Linked DNA regions of Homo sapiens: region 2 is linked to region 1. A link is an interaction called in ENCODE POLR2A ChIA-PET data of the cell type or tissue named here. Cell type or tissue: Panc1. All regions are shown on one strand. Each heading gives the region's core, and the rest is flanking DNA. Links, peaks and the distances in the headings are about the cores only.

Evidence for each region. Peaks named below come from ENCODE experiments on the same cell type or tissue, not always from the same donor. Only the 100,000 strongest peaks of a DNase experiment are listed, where the experiment ranks them.
Region 2: POLR2A ChIA-PET joins it to region 1 with 8 read pairs; 3 of 35 experiments call an interaction of 5 or more read pairs at or near these places.

The regions. Positions count from the first base shown.
Region 1 is chr2:174,884,954-174,893,151 of GRCh38, forward strand. The region is part of intron 5 of CHN1 (chimerin 1); the gene reads right to left. Among named protein-coding and RNA genes, the nearest start is that of CHN1, 120 kb to the right of the region's middle. In Panc1, for the core only: no CTCF peak of the experiment used is centred there; no DNase peak of the experiment used is centred there.
Region 2 is chr2:174,993,497-175,001,694 of GRCh38, forward strand. All of the region lies in intron 1 of CHN1 (chimerin 1), which reads right to left. Among named protein-coding and RNA genes, the nearest start is that of CHN1, 7.8 kb to the right of the region's middle. In Panc1, for the core only: no CTCF peak of the experiment used is centred there; a DNase peak (open chromatin) is centred at 5,065.

The sequences.
Region 1 (8,198 bases), core at 1,952-5,951:
TTAGCTAGCTATATGTAACAATAAAAAGAATTTTTGAAAATACACAGAAATTAGCCGGGCGCGGTGGCTCATGCCTGTAATCCCAGCACTTTGGGAGGCCAAGGTGGGCGGATCACGAGGTCAGGAGATCAAGACCATCCTGGCTAACATGGTGAAACCCCATCTCTACTAAAAAAAAAAAAAATCAGCCAGGCGCCCGTAGTCCCAGCTACTCAGGAGGACGAGACAGGAGAATCGCTTGAACCCGGGAGGCAGAGGTTGCAGTGAGTCAAGATCACGCCACTGCACTCCAGCTTGGGCGACAGAGCGAGACTCGGTCTCAAAAAAAAGAAAAAAAAATATATATATATAGAGAGAGAGAAATTACATATAACTGCCAAAATATAATCAGGTTACCGTAGTTTTGCTGGACATAATTTAAAAAGTGATAATTACCATGATAGAGTGTTTGCCATTTACAGAGCCATAATGGTCTTAGTGTGATGACCTATATAATATGAAGCTGCTTTTTCTATTGACATTTGGGAGTAAATAAGTGATATACAATTTTTCTTTTTTTTCTGAGACAGAGTCTCCCTGACCTCAGGCTGGAGTGCAGTGGCATAATCTTGGCTCACTGCAACCTCCACCTCCCTGATTCAAGTAATCCCGAGTAGCTGGGATTACAGACGTGCACCACCAAGCCCAGCTAATATTTAGTAGAGTTGGGGTTTTGCCATGTTGGCCAGGCTGGTCTTGAACTCCTGGCTTCGTGTGACCTGCCTGCCTCAGCCTCCAAAAGTGCTGGGATTACATTCGTGAGCCTGGCCTACAAACAACTTTTCTAATTTAGTGAGCCAATTATAGTAACTTGTGCTACCTACTATGTTTCATTTTACTACTAAACCACAGGACCAATACTAAATACTGTGTCCCACTACTACATAAATTTATATTTGTACTTACAGAAAAGTATTTTACATGCATTCCAATCATTTAAAAACTAGAGTAGGCCTAGAAATAATCAACATGTTTGAATAATAGACTTGGCATATTCAAGAGTTGGTGATCAGTCCCATTAAAAGCTAATTGAAATCTTATTATAAATGAGGTTACTACTATGTCAGGATAAAAAGTCACACCATGACAGAAGTCTACAAAAGCACAGAGTAAAACATGAGTGTGAGTGCTTATAGAGTTCTATACATGTATAAGTGTGAGTGTGTGTATAAACACAAACCCACAAATTCATATGCAGGTTTTTCAGATCCCTATTTAATTCTGTTAAACAATACAATGCTTTTATTTAATCATTTCCATATAAATTACACCATCCTAAGTATCATATGTGGAATACAATTTAACATTTTTCTTGGTGACTCAAGTTTATTAACATATTAGTGTTTGAATACAGAAATATCCCAAAGACTATTGTAGTGTATTGAGTTGCCTTTCTCTTACCTAAATTGACCCCAATTATTAAACTTCTAGTTCTTAGATCTAGTTTTATATTTCTAAATCCTCCTTGCAGGTTATTAACTGTGTTCTCCTTCCAATTCGCTTTTTATCCACTGTAAGCTTGGAAACAAGACAAAAGGATTTATTAAGTTTTATATAAAACTGTCTTAAATAGACTCTGATTGGGATTATTGAGCACTCTTTTGCAATAAAGGCATGGGTTTTGTGATGGGTATTTAGGCATTTCCCATTTATTTCCAGCTTCAGGACCATGTTTTGGAGGTCTGATGCTGCCAACAGTCTGGTTTCCATATGGGCAGGATGCTACTATAAATGAGCAGACACAGGCCTAAATTTGGTCAAGTACATGCCTTAGGTTTAGGACTTAGTGTTCATTAACAATCAGCAAAGTATCACATTTTTCTCAGAAAAAAATGTCTTACTAAAAAAATCAGTTTATTAATGTATAATTTACATAGAATAAACTGCTTCCATTGCAAGTGCACAATTCAATGAGTTTTGGCATATATTATTATCATGGTCAAGATGCAGAACATTTCCAATACCTCCAATGGCTTCCTCATGCCCTTTTGCAGTTTGGCGTTGTCCTATTTAACCACTTAATCTGTTTTCTGTTACTTCTGTTACTATAATTTTCTATTTTATATAAATGGAATTACATAACATGTATTCTTTTGTGCTTGGATAGCTAAGTTTTTAAGATAAAAAATTACATTAAGCTGATGGCGATTCTTCTTATCAGACTTTAAATACAACTAGACTAGGATTTCTGACTATGGAAAAGCAATAAACCATATTTGTATTTGCTACTTAGTTTCTGGGGTTAATTAGCTTTTTCTCTCTAATGAAGATATTAGGCATCAGATATAATCAACCTATTAGATGAAAAAAAGAATTATCAACATAACAATAGTTACCACTTGTTGATTTGTAATGGCTAATAAGCAAAAGGCTTAAAATGTAATACAGAATGTATTTCTGTGTTTATTTTAATAATACTATCTAATACTTTTTGAGTGTTATATCCTAGGCACTATGTATGTATTAACTCAAATAATCCCTCCAGTGTCTCTAGGAGGTATTACTATTATTACATCCTCATCTTATAGATAAGGAAACTGAAACTTAGGGAGATAAAGTAACTTGCCTAAAGTCATATAGAAAATGTAAAAAAGAATTTGCATCCAGGACTGTCTGACTGCAAGGCATTTTCTGAATAATCAACCACCTATATTTATTTAAAATCACAGGGCCAAAAAGATTATCAAAAGCCCCATAATTAGGCTATGTATCTTTTAGAGCAACATAACAAAGAAATCATGAATATCTGTCTACTTAAGAGATCCTAAGACAAGAGTCGTAAACGGAATGAAAAATAGATTTCTGCAGTTTCCTATTTATGCAAAGAACTGTATCACAGAAAAGCGTTCTAAGTCTGACAATTTATTATTCAATGCAATTCTACTAAATAAGCCCAGTATATGCCAACCACTGCAAAAGGTTTAAGGAAACCAAGATGTACAAGACTTCATTTCTGCCCTGGAGGACCTTAGTTCATTTTTAAAGACAGATAGACTTATAAATATTTACTATAGGTAGTGCCTGCACTTAGGTATATTTATAGAATATGTGAAGATATTTTCAGAAAATAAATTAATAACTATATGATCAAAAGCACCAGGAAAAAAACATGTTCAATAGAGACTCAAATATATAACCTTGTACATTAGGTACCATCTCTAAAAATCAAAACACTTGAGTCATAAATACATTTTTTCTTTTTCTAGTGAACCTAAAAACCTGGCAGCAAACAGTTATTGGAACCCTTGGCAAAATTTTGAAAGTCCTAGCAGGAAAGGTCAATCTGCATCTTGGAGAATGACCACAATTGAGAGCAGAAGCTGAGCCAAAACCTACACAATTGTCTGAAATAAGAGCAGATGGGGAACAAGAGGAGGGAGAAACACTCACTCGGAAGGATGACAAGAACCATAAGGCGGCGATTGTAGCCTGGGGATAACATGAAGCATTCATAGATCTGTTCTACTATACTCAAGGAAGAAAGGGCAATATGGGGTTTTGAGGGGAGACAAATCAAAACAAACATTCAGTGCATTTAATAAGATAAGGGTAATATATCAACAAATCAAAATACCTTTAAGAGAACTTCAGAAACCAGTTAAGAAGTTGCAGTACTCCAGGTAAATGCAAAGCCCAGAAGGAGGTGCATTGAAAGGTAAGAAGAGCCATTTCACTTTATCCACAATAACCTCTTCCCCAAGCTGCACAGCTAAGCTCTTCTTGCAGCTTCTGGGTGATGGGGGAGAGCAGTGGGGAGAAGAGTGGAACATGCATGCAATGTTGGCTTTTTAGAGGGTTTCTTGAAGGATTGTTTTTCCTCTTGCCTCAGGGCACTCACTCAAAGCACTAATGGAACTGGTAATGTAAGGATGGTTTGCAGCAGCAAAAGAGGTCTTATGGTGCCACAGAGAAGCCAGTGCAGCCCGGTGTGAATCCACAAAAGGTGGGAGGGAGAAGAGTGGAGTATGAATATGGTGTTCCAACTTTTCAGGAAGCTATTCAAGGGACTAACGTCTCACTTGATTCAGGGGAGAGTGGGACAGCTTGCTGCTGTAGACCAAGAACCTGCAAAACTACTCACAGATACCAGAGGGAGCAAGAGATTAAAAGCTCCTGAAAAAGAAACCAGCAAATCTCTCTAACTGGGAAATTACACACACAAGCCCAGAGAAAACACATCTCCCCTAAAAGGTTTTAGAGGCCCCTAGAATCTCTACACAGGTTAATTCATAAAGGTTTTCTCCTGTATGAAACCAGTCCATAAAGGCTGGAAAAGGTGGTTTTTTTTTCAAACACACTCAGCTAAAAACAAGAATGAACTTATAAGCATATGAAGAAACAAGGAAATAGCACAATCAATGGAACAAAATTAATCTCCTGAAACTAAACCCAAATAAATGGATATCTATGAAATATCTGAAAAAGAATTCAAAATAAGTGTCTAAAAGAAATTCAATGATCTACAAGACAGCACAGATAAGCAACTGAACAATATCAAGGAAAAAAATGCATGACAAAATAAAATCAACAAAGACACAGAAACTATAAAAAAGAAACCAATAAATTCTATAGCTGAAGAATACAATAAATGGATTAAAAAGGGATTCAACAGCAGACTTTATAAAGCAGAAGAAAGAATCAGCAAACTTAAAGACAGGTCATTTGAAATTATTGACCTCAAAGAATAAAGAGAAAAATGAACCAAAAAAAGTGAAGAAATCCTAAGGGACTTATGGGATACTACAAAGTGTATCAATATATGCATTATGGGAATTCCAGAAAGAGAAAAAGCAGCAGAGCTAATTTGAAGAAATATCCCAAGTTTGAGGAAATGAAATAGAAATCCAAATTTAAGAAGCTTGAAGAATTCTAACCAGAATAAATAAATATGTGTGTGTGTGTGTGTGTGCACGCGTGTGTGTATGTATATATATGAAATACACAAAAGAAAATGAGAAGGGAATCAAACCATATCAATAAAAAAACAATGAAACAAAAATGAAAGCAACCAGAGAAGAGAGACAATAGCTATAAGATAAGCAAAAAACAATTAACAAAATGGCAATAGTAAGTCCTCCATTATCCATAATTAGTTTAAATGTAAATGGATTAAACTCTCCAGTTGAAAGATAGAGAGTGGCTGAATAAATATACAAGCAAAATGCAACTATACACTGTCTACAAAAGACTCACCTTAGATGTAAAAACACACAAGCCAAGAGTGAAAGGGTGGACAAAGATACACCATGCAAATGGTAACCAAAGGAAGGCAGGTGACCATACTTGTATCATGGAAAATAGACTTTTACTAAGTAAAAAGCTGTTACAAGAGGCAAAGAAGGACATTACATGATAATAAAAGGGTCAATTCACCAGGAAGATATAGTAAGTATAAATATAAGGCTATAGGCACTTAGCCAGCTACAGTAGCATGTACCTGCCCTAGTCCCAGCTACTCAAGAGGCTGAGGCAGAAGCATCATTTAAGCCCAGAAGTTCGGGACCAGCATGGGCAATACAGCAAGACCATCTTTAAAAAGAAGAAGAAGAAGAAAAAATATATACGCACCTATTAGAGCACCCAAATATACAAAGCTAACACTGACAGAATTGAAAGGAGAAATTCATAGTAACATAATAGCAGGAAATTTCAATACCCTACTTTAATAATGAGTAGAAAAACCAGATAGACAATCAACAAGGAATAGGAGGACTTAAACAGCATTATACCCCAACTGAACCTAATAGGCACATACAGAACACTCCACCAAACAGCAGAAGAATGCACATTCTTCTCACATATACATGGAATATTCTCCAGGTTAGATCATGTGTTAGGCCTCAAAACAAGTCTTAAAAAATTTAAGAAGGCTTAAATCATACCAAGTATCTTTTCTGATCACAATGAAGTGAAACCAGATATCAATAGCAGTAGAAAAACTAACACGGTAGGGCTAACACGGTGAAACCCTGTCTCTACTAAAAATACAAAAAAAAAAATTAGCCGGGTGTGGTAGTGGGCGCCTGTGGTCCCAGCTACTTGGGAGGCTGAGGCAGGAGAATGGTGCGAACCTGGGAGGCAGAGCTTGCAGTGAGCCGAGATAGTGCCACTGCACTCCAGCTTGGGCGACAGAGCAAGACTCCATCTCAAAAAAAAAAAAAAAAAAAAAAAAAGAAAAAAGAAAAACTAAAAAATTCACAAATATGTGGAAATCAAATAATATACTCTTGGAAAAACTATGGGTCAAAGAAGAAATCACAAGGAAAACTAGAAAATATCTTGAGACAAATGAAAATAGGCCGGGAGCGGTGGCTCATGCCTGTAATCCCAGCACTTTGGGAGGCTGAGATGGGTGGATCATGAGGTCCGGAGTTCAAGACCAGCCTGGCCAAGATGGTGAAACCCTGTCTCTACTAAAAATACAAAAATTAGCTGGGCTTGGTGGTGGGCACTTGTAATCCCAGCTACTCAGGAGGCTGAGGTACAGAATTGCTCAAACCCGGGAGGTGGAAGTTGCAGTGAGCCGAGATCATGCCATTGCATTCCAGCCTGGGTGACAGAGCGAGACTCCATCTCAAAAAAAAAAAAAGAAAAAAAAGAAAAGAAAAACACAACGTACTTTTGGGATGCAGCAAGAGCAGAACTAAGAGGCAGTTTATAGTGGTAAATACCTACATGAAAAAAGAAAGATCTCAATCAAATAATTTTGCACCTCAAGGAACTAGGGGAAAAAAAGGACCAATAAAACTCAAAGTTAGCAAAAGGAAGGTAATAGCAGTGATTAGAGCTGAAATAAACAAAATAGACACTAGAAAAACAACAGAGGAAAAAAAACCAACTATGAGTTAGTTTTTTAAAAAGATCAACAAAATTGACAAGCCATTAAGAAAAATATAGCAAAGACTAAAATCAGAAGTGAAACAAGAAATATTACAACTGATGCCACAAAAATAAAAAGTAAAAGAAATTACTATGAATAATTATATGTCAACAAACTGGATAACCTAAAAATGAATTAATTCACATAAACATATAACCTACCAAGACTGAATTATAAAGAAACAGAAAATCTGAACAGACCTGTAACTAGCAAGGACATCGAATCAGCAGTCAACAGCTTCCCAATAAAGAAAAGGACAGGACCAGATGGCTTCAGTGAAAAACTCTACCAAACATTTAAAAAAGAATAATTGCCATTCCTTCTCAAACTCTTCTAAAAATTTGAAGAGGAAGTGTTATTATTTGAATGTTTGTGTCCCCTGCAAAATTAATGTTGAAACTTAATCTCCAATGCAGTGGTATTAAGAGGTGGGGCCTTTATGAAACAATCACTTTGTAAATGGAATTAAAGCCTTTATAAAAGAGGCTTCACCCAGGGTTTGGCCCTTTTTCCCTTCTGTTCCTTTCACAATGTGAGAACACAGTGTTCAGACTGCCATCTTGGAAGCACAGTCTGGGCCCTCACCAGACACTAAATGTGCTAACACCGTGGTCTTGGATTTACCAGATGCCAGTAGTATGAGAAATAAACATCAATTGTCTATATATTACCCAGTCTGCTGTATTTTGTTACAGCAGCACAAACAGACTAAGACAGGAAGGAATATTTCCAAACTCATTTTATGATGCTAGCATTACTGTGATACCAAAGCCAGACAAAGATTACTACAAGAAAACTATAGACCAATATCCTTGATGAATATTGAAACAGAAATCCTCACCAACCTAGTGAACCAAATTAAACAGCACATTAAAAGAATTACATACATAACATGACCACGTGAAATTTACCCCGGGGATGCAAGAATGAGTCACTATACAAAATATAAATGTAATACACTACATTGACAAAATGAAGGGCAAAAACCACATGATCACCTCAATTGATGCAGGAAAAGTATCTAACTAAATTCAGCACCCTTGCATTTAAAAAACAAAAAACACCACTCAACAAACTGGGAATAGAAGGAAATTACCTCAGTATAAAAGGGTTATAGATAAAAAGCCCTCACCTTATATCAAATTTAATGCTGAAAAACTGAAAGCTCTTCCTCTAAGATCAGGAACAAGGCAAGGATGGCCACTCTCACCACTTCTGTTCAACCTAGTACTGGAAGTTCTTGGCAGAGCAATTAGGCAAGAAAAAGAAATTAAAAGCA
Region 2 (8,198 bases), core at 2,580-6,579, 110 kb after region 1:
AGATGAAAACAGACATGTAGAAAGTGGAAGGGGAGCATACAGAGACTTCTCTTTCAATAAGTCCTTGGTAATGGGAGGAGCACCAAAAAAACACATGACAGTGCTTGAGAGGGTACCAAAACTAAAAAAAAAAAAAAGAAAGAAAAAGGCTTTACCATATGGAATGGCAAATCACAGCTACAATCAGAGGGAAACAACCCAAAGGAGAGGAAGAACCTAATGACACAAGACAGAGAAAAACAAATTCCCATGATTATTGTTTCAATCTTCTTGCACTGAATCTTTTTGTAAATTGCCTCAAATTCTTCCTAGAAAAACAAGAGGCATTAATAAATAACAGAAATAAAAGGTTTTTTAATCCATTTAAAAATGTTAATGTTTAAACTGCTGTTTATATCTGCTCTTCTCACAACCATCTAAAAACTAATAGGAAGGTTCCTGTAGCAGACAAATTAATGAAAGATTATGTTGTTTTTATTTTCAGACCTCGAAAAGGTTAAATTAGCCATTTTCATACTGAATTCCTATTCAGTTTGATTATGTTCCCTACTGTGAGGGTAAAACATGAACAAACCAAGCTAATTTATGTACAATCCCTTTGTACCACTGAAATGAAAATGAACAATAGTTTAATGAAGTGGAATTTGTTATCTAATTATGCCAAATAATTTAGAAACATCTGCTGGTGGTTAGTAATATTAGAGTTAAACCTCACAGAATTTGATCCAGAGAGATTTCTATTTTATTCGAGCTTTTGTGAGCTTACAGTTGGGGAATCCATATTAGAATATAGAACCAAGGGATGACAGAATGACACATTTACTAAATTTTTAAAAATGCACAGAAAATGACGAAAGGAAAACAGGGAGTCCATGTCATATGGATCTGGGCCTTACAGTCAACTCCCAAATTTAATAAATACAGTAGACTCCATAACATCCAACATTTATTGAGTAGCTGGTATGCAGCAGACACTGTGGCGGTTGTTAAATATACAAAGAAAAAAACCTATAGCTTTCCCATTAGGGAACTTCATCCAATGGGGGGACACGAGACTATAAACTATTACGTCACCACACAATAAGTGCTAGGGCAGAGATGGGTAGTATAGGGCACTCTGGATGCAGAAAAGGGGTAACGCACAAAGGAAGGCCAGGTAGAAGAGACGATTATTCAAGCTGAGTTTTGCAAGATGTGTAGAGGTGAGGGCAAAGAAGGGATAGGGACATGATGGTGCCAAAGGCTCATTAAGTAAAATTTTTTCTGGAAAGTAGCCCAGCATGGCTGAAGCACAGTCTCTAAGTGGGAGACAGTGAGAGATGAAGTCAGACAGGTCAAGGGTCCTATCTTGATAGTCTTATATACAAGCTAGGGAATTTGGACTTAATGGTGACAAGGAACCACTGGACGATTTTAAGGAGGGAAGTAAATTGTAAACTAACCAATTTCTAAGAGGCAGGTTTAAGTTTCCGATTACAGACTCTCATATAATAAGCAAGGAAAATGTGAAATAATAAAGGAAGAAAAAACATAAAAGTAAATGTTTAGATTGATTGAAGGTTATTCACAAGGTACATGTATACAGTGACAGTATTGTTATATGTTTATTCTTTCTTTCTTCATTTATTTGCTTAGATTGAGTACCTATTATGTGCCAAACATTGAGTTTACAGTCCTTGATAAATTTTAAGCGTTATGAGGGCAGGGATGTAACTGATTACAGAAATCCTTATCCAAGGTTTCACTTTTCATGGTTTCAATTACGCACAGTCAACTGCAATCTGAAAAAATTAAATGAACAACTCCAGAAAATAAGCAATTCACAAGTTTTTAAGTTGCATGCTATTCTGAGCAGCATGATGAAATCTTACACTACACAGCTCCATCCCACCAAGCAGTGGTCCCCAACCTTTTTGGCACCAGTGACCGGTTCTGGTTTCATGGAAGACAATTTTTCCATGGACGGTGGGGGGATGGGGGCATGCAAAGGGAATGTTTTGGGATGCAACTGCTCCACCTCAGATCAACAGGCATTAGATTGTCATAAGGAGTGTGCAACCCAGATCCCTCACATGAGCAGTTCACAATACGGTTCACGCTCCTATGAGAATCTAATGCCATTGCTGATCTGACAGGGGGTGGAGCGCAGGTGTTAATGCTCTCTTGTCTGCTGCTCACCTGCTGTGTGGCCCAGTTCCTAAAAGGCCACCAACCAGCACAAGTCCATGGCTTGGGGGTTGGGGACACCTGCTGCCAAGAATGTAATTCCTTTGTCCAGCATATCCATGCTGTAGACACTACCTAGTAAGTCACTTAGTAGCCACTTAAAGTGCTTGTAAGTCACTTAGTAGCCATTTTAGCAGTATCACAGTGCTTATGTTCAAATAACCCTTATTTTACTTAACAGTGGCCCCAAAGTACAAGAGTAGCAATGCTGGCATACTATTATAATTGTTCTATTTTATTATTAGTTACTGTTAATCTCTTACTGTACCTAATTTATAAATTAAAATTTTGCCATCGCTATGTTTGTATAGGAAAAAACATAGTAGATAATAGGGTTCTGTACTATCCAGTTTCAGGCATCCACTGAGGCTCTTGGAATGTATCCGCTGAGGATAAGGGGAGACTACTGTATAGTCTGGGTTACCTCCCAAAGGAGAAGCAAACATTGCCTGTTGAACAGGGTATTGTTTACATTTTCAGAGAGTAACAGAAAGTGTCATAGTGGCCAGCACTATCACAGAAACCTACTTGATCTTCACTGTAAGCCCCCTGAACCAGGTCTGCAATGGCACATGGCACTTATTCAGCCACACACACAAAGTAGAAATATTACAAAACCACTTTTTCAAGTGGGTCAACAGACTTGTTAAATGGAGAAATTGTTCTGGTATCTTCAATCTTTGTTAATATTTACAATAACGATATAGGTGACAATATTAGCTACTATGTATCTTCAACCACTATACTAAGAACCTTATAAAATAATCTCATTTATTCCTGCACAGATGGGATAAGGGAACAGCCCCTGATTACCTGTAAAGAAATTGACACTAGAACATATAGCTGATCCTTGGCAGAGAAAGGAGTAAACATAGCTCCCTTACCACCAAATCCAAGCTCTTTCCACTACACTACATGCTACGAAAGTACCATCCTCCATGACATCCCATCTCACTCAGTAAAATCTCAAGTCCTTACCAGGCCATGGGAGATACACCCCAGTACTCTCTATCCCCCAGCTGCCCTCTCTCCTCTCTCTCCTCAACTCCTCCAGCTTTCCCCTTGCTGACTCCACTCCAGCCATGCTGGCCCTTCTGTTCCTCAAAACTGCCCAGCACATCCTTGCTTCAAAGCCTGCTCCATGAGGCAATTTCCCCATTTCATATGATGGGTTTCTCACTTCCTTCAAGTCTGCTCAAAATTCACCTGTCTGTGAGGCCTACCCCCTCTCCCCCGACATTGTGAGACAGGTAACCCCTTACCCCTCACTCTCCTCTATTTTTCTTCAAAGCATTTGCCACCTGGCACATTATACATGTTTTATTGTCTGTCTCCCTCCACTGCAAATATAAATTCCTTGATGGCAGGAACAAATACATACTTCGCACATATTAGGCACTCACTAAATATTCATCAGATAGATGGGTAAACAAATCACAAAATAGGAAAAGCCTCAAAGCTACTCCTTGGCAAAATTATAGAACAGTACTCATCTAGTTTCTACACCCTTCTCTCACTTAACGGTATCATCCATTCCTTCCCCAGACCTCGAACGTCCTCTGCTTTTTCACACACTTTTGCTTATGACATCACCTCTTACAAGCCTTCTTAGTAAAGCCCCACCCTCTAAAACTTCTACTTTCTTTTCTCTTACAGTATAATTGCCTCAATCAAAATGCCTGCCCTATGTTTTTACTACTTTAAGACTGTTCATCCATAAGCTGAAATAATCTTTTCATGCTAAAAGAATGTACTTATCTATGCTCAGCATGTAATTCCTCATAGGTAACATGCTAAAAATCATGTTTAATAGTGTAAATTTCACTTACATGGGAGGTCTGCAGGAAAAAATATTTCAGTCAAACAGATGTTTCCATTTTCCTCAAATGGACATCCACACCACTCACCTGCTGCCTGTCAAACCTAGCACCAACTACTTCAAAACCTAAAATCATCTTTACCAGAGTAACTTCACAGCCATTAAAGAACAGAAAACAATGGCAAAGTTCTATATAAAAGATACAAAAGGCCGGGTGTGGTGGCTCACGTCTGTAATCCCAGCACTTTGGGAGACCGAGGCGGGAGGATCACGAGGTCAGGAGTTCGAGACCAGCCTGGCCAACAAAAATTAGCTGGGTGTGGTAGTCCCAGCTACTTGGGAGGCTGATGCAGGAGAATCGCTCAAATCCGGGAGGCAGAGGTTGCAGTGAGCTGAGACGATGCCATTGCACTCCAGCCTGGGTGACACAGTAAGACTCTGTCTCGGGGGCGCAAAAAAAAAAAAAAGATACAAGATAGGGCCGGGCACAGTGGTCCATGTCTATAATCCCAGCACTTTGGGGGGCCGAGATGGGTGGATCACATGAGGTCAGGAGTTCAAGACCAGCCTGGCCAACATGGCAAAACCCCGTCTCTACTAAATACGCAAAAATTAGCCAGGCATTGTGGCACATGCCTATGGTCCCAGCTACTCAGAAGGCTGAGGCAGGAGAATTGCTTGAACCTGGGAGGTGGAGGTTGCAGTGATCTGAGATTGCGCCACTGCACTGCAGCCTGGGTGACAGAGTGAGACTCTGTCTCAAAAAAAAAAAAAAAAAAAAGATACGAGATTAAAAAAAAAAACATACTTTAAGAGCTGAAGATTATGACAGAAATGGGAAAAATCAGGAAGAATTTGCAGTTTAAAAAGCCTCAGACTCATTCAGTTTTGAAATGTCAAGTCTGTGGTCACAAAAATCTATTCAAGGAGAGATATGTCTGACATATCCTTGTGCTTGCCTTACTCCACGGAACATATGCAATCCAAAGGAATCGAAAGGTCAGAGTCAGAGTGGAAAGAGAAAGGAAACACTTTCAGCGCTGCTGGATAAAAAACAATGAGGTGGCTCTATGCCAGGCCACTGAGCAGCTGGTGACATGCTGGCCTGACTCATCTTCCCTTCTCCCACATTCTCTCAACTGTGGGTATTGGCTCTTTCCAAGAAGTGCTTACTTTTCTAAATTTAAAACAGGTAGGAACATTTTTACCTATCAATTTTTAATTTTATTTTTTGTTCTTTGAGGAAGAAAAGTAAAAAAAAATCTAAAAATGTAAAAAGCTCTTAAAGGTTCTTGGATATAAAACCATTCTTTTCTTCTATCTAATCTTTGTTTTTAAAGCTCAGGTGGTTTTTTAAATTAATATATCTCAGCTTTACTGACATAAATTCCCATACCATAAAACTCACCCTTTCAAAGTGTACAATGTAGTGGTTTTTAGTGTATTCACAAAGTATCTATTCTTTTAAAAATAAGCAGCCAAATTAGGAATGTATATTTATAACTTTATTTTGTCAGGCTTTTTTTTCTATTCAATATGACTTTTCAATGTAAATATGGTCATACTGTACCCTGTTTCCTTAGTTTTGTCCTATCCTATTTTTAAGGATAGTAGGATTATATTAATTAAAAAAAATCAAAGTTCATAGAAATTATTTTCTATGTAAGAATAACTAATGGCTGGTAATTTGGTTACAAGGCCAGGCTCAAGGACTTGCCTTGAATTGAGTTTGCACAGAAAGTTCTGTGATTTCATTTAGTTTACATATTTCAGATAAATAAAGTCTTCTAAAGATGCTGTAATTGATGCTTTCTATAAGACTGAGAAAACATCAATTGCCCATAGCAAAGGACCTCATCTTTATCAGAGGGACTTGGAGAAACGCTACACCCTCACCAGCCCCAGCAAGGTACTCTTTGTCATGGCTGCTCTCAAGATAGTAAATTCCTAGGTTAAAACAATCTTATGAAAAACCTATAACTTATTATACTAATGTCATTCCTTTAAAACTATTATTATAACATATAAAGCATGACCAAACAGTATTTTTCTGCCTCACTATTTTATGATTGCTTTAAATTAGTATAAAACATGTATTCTCAATGAGTTGAGGAGATGGAGAGTTGGGGTAAAAAAAAGTACTGTATTTACGTTATGCAGAAAGCAGATATATCTACAGTACATAAACAGATACATAGTATATCTCTGGTATTAAATTTTCATGGGGAGAACAATTAGAAAACAGGCCTAAAAGGCCGGGAGAGGGAGGATTTTTTAAAAGGTTGAGAAAAAGTAATCTAAAAGAAACTAAAATCTTTATTGACAAATATGTCAAATTTGTATAATTATACATATCACTGTCTTCTATGTTCAAAAATTAGGCTGCTTATAGGATGGTTACCTGCAGAGACAGATGTGACTCAAAAGACTGCAGTGCCAACATTCCTCTACAGTGTACACAGATGGTGACTATCAGAGTTATAACAACTATAATTATTTTATTGTTCTTACATAGTACCAGCTCTCCACACATTAAAAGACAAACTTTAAAGCTAAAATATTAGAACCACAGGCATGCATCACCACACCTGGCTAATTTTTTTTTTTTTTTTTTTTTGAGATGGAGTCTCACTCTGTTGCCCAGGCTAGAGTGCAGTGGTGTGATCTCAGCTCACTGCAACCTCTACCTCCTGGGGTTCAAGCGATTCTCCTGCTTCAGCCTCCAGAGTAGCTGGGACTACAAGCATGTGCCACCATGCCAGGCTAATTTTTGTATTTTTAGTAGAGACATGGTTTTGCTATGTTAACCATGGTCTTGAACTCCCGACCTCAAGTGATCATCCACCTTAGCCTCTCAAAGTACTGAGATTACAGGCATGATCCACCACACCTGGCCTGATTTTTTTTGTTTGTTTGTTTTGAGACAAAATCTCGCTCTGTCTCCCAGGCTGGAGTGCAGTGACACAATCTCAGCTCACTGTAACCTCTACCTCCTGGGTTCATGGGATTCTCCTGTGTCACCCTCCCAAGTAGCTGGGACTACAGACACCTGCCACCACACTTGGCTAATATTTGTATTTTTAGTAAAGGTGGGGATTCACCATGTTGGCCAGGCTGGTCTCGAACTCCTGACCTCAAATGATCCACCCACCTCGGCCTCCCAAAATGCTGGTATTACAGGCATGAACCACTGCACCCAGGCTTTATTATTATTATTATTTTCTGTAGAGATGGTATCTCCCTGTGTTGTTCAGGCTGGTCTCAAACTCCTGAGCTCAAGTGATCCTCCAGCCTAGGCCCCCCAAAGTGCCAGGAGGCATGGGCCACCCATTACAGATGTGAGCCACCATGCCCAGCTGGGTTTTCTTATTTTTACTCTTTTAGAGACAGGGTCTTGCTGTGTTGTCCAGACTGGAGTGCAGTGGCTATTCACAGGCACAATCATAGTGCAACTACAGTCTTGAACTTCTGAACTCAAGCAGTTCTCTTGCCTCAACCTCCTGAGTAGCAGGGACTACAGGCACATTGCCACCATGTCTGACTAAAATATTAAGTTTTGACACCAGTACAAGAAGGAACATGGACAAAAATTTAAATAAGGATGATGATTTAAATGACAGCTGAAAAGAATATATTCTGAAAAAGGCAGATGAGCTCACACCACTGGGCCAGCCTCTTGTATTCTTTGGACAACTGAAAAATAAAAATGTCAGCAGAGAGTATAGTCAAGTGGGAACTTCCTATAAAATTAGCTTTCAGTCAAATATGAAAATCTTCAATTGACTTGTCTTTTAAAAAATACATTTTAATTTCAGGACATTCCTATGGGAAATCAGAAAATTTCCTAACTACATCACAAAGAATATGCCATTGCTATTTAATTGCTCCAAAAGATGTCCATAGGTAGGTGTGTCAGGTTAGTGACAGATGCTGAATAAAGTGAGATAATGAAAAGGTTTCCATGGCAGAAGGGTCTGAGGAAAGATGGTACAAAATTATAGCAAAATCATAAGCATTATTAGAAGTGATCTATGGTAGTAAGATGGTGACTAAATGGTAACAAGAATAAGGGGCAAGGAGGGTGAGCAGCAACGCCAGAGGTGACTCTACCCAGATAGAGGACCATTATTCAAGGTTCAGCCAGCCCAGCCGA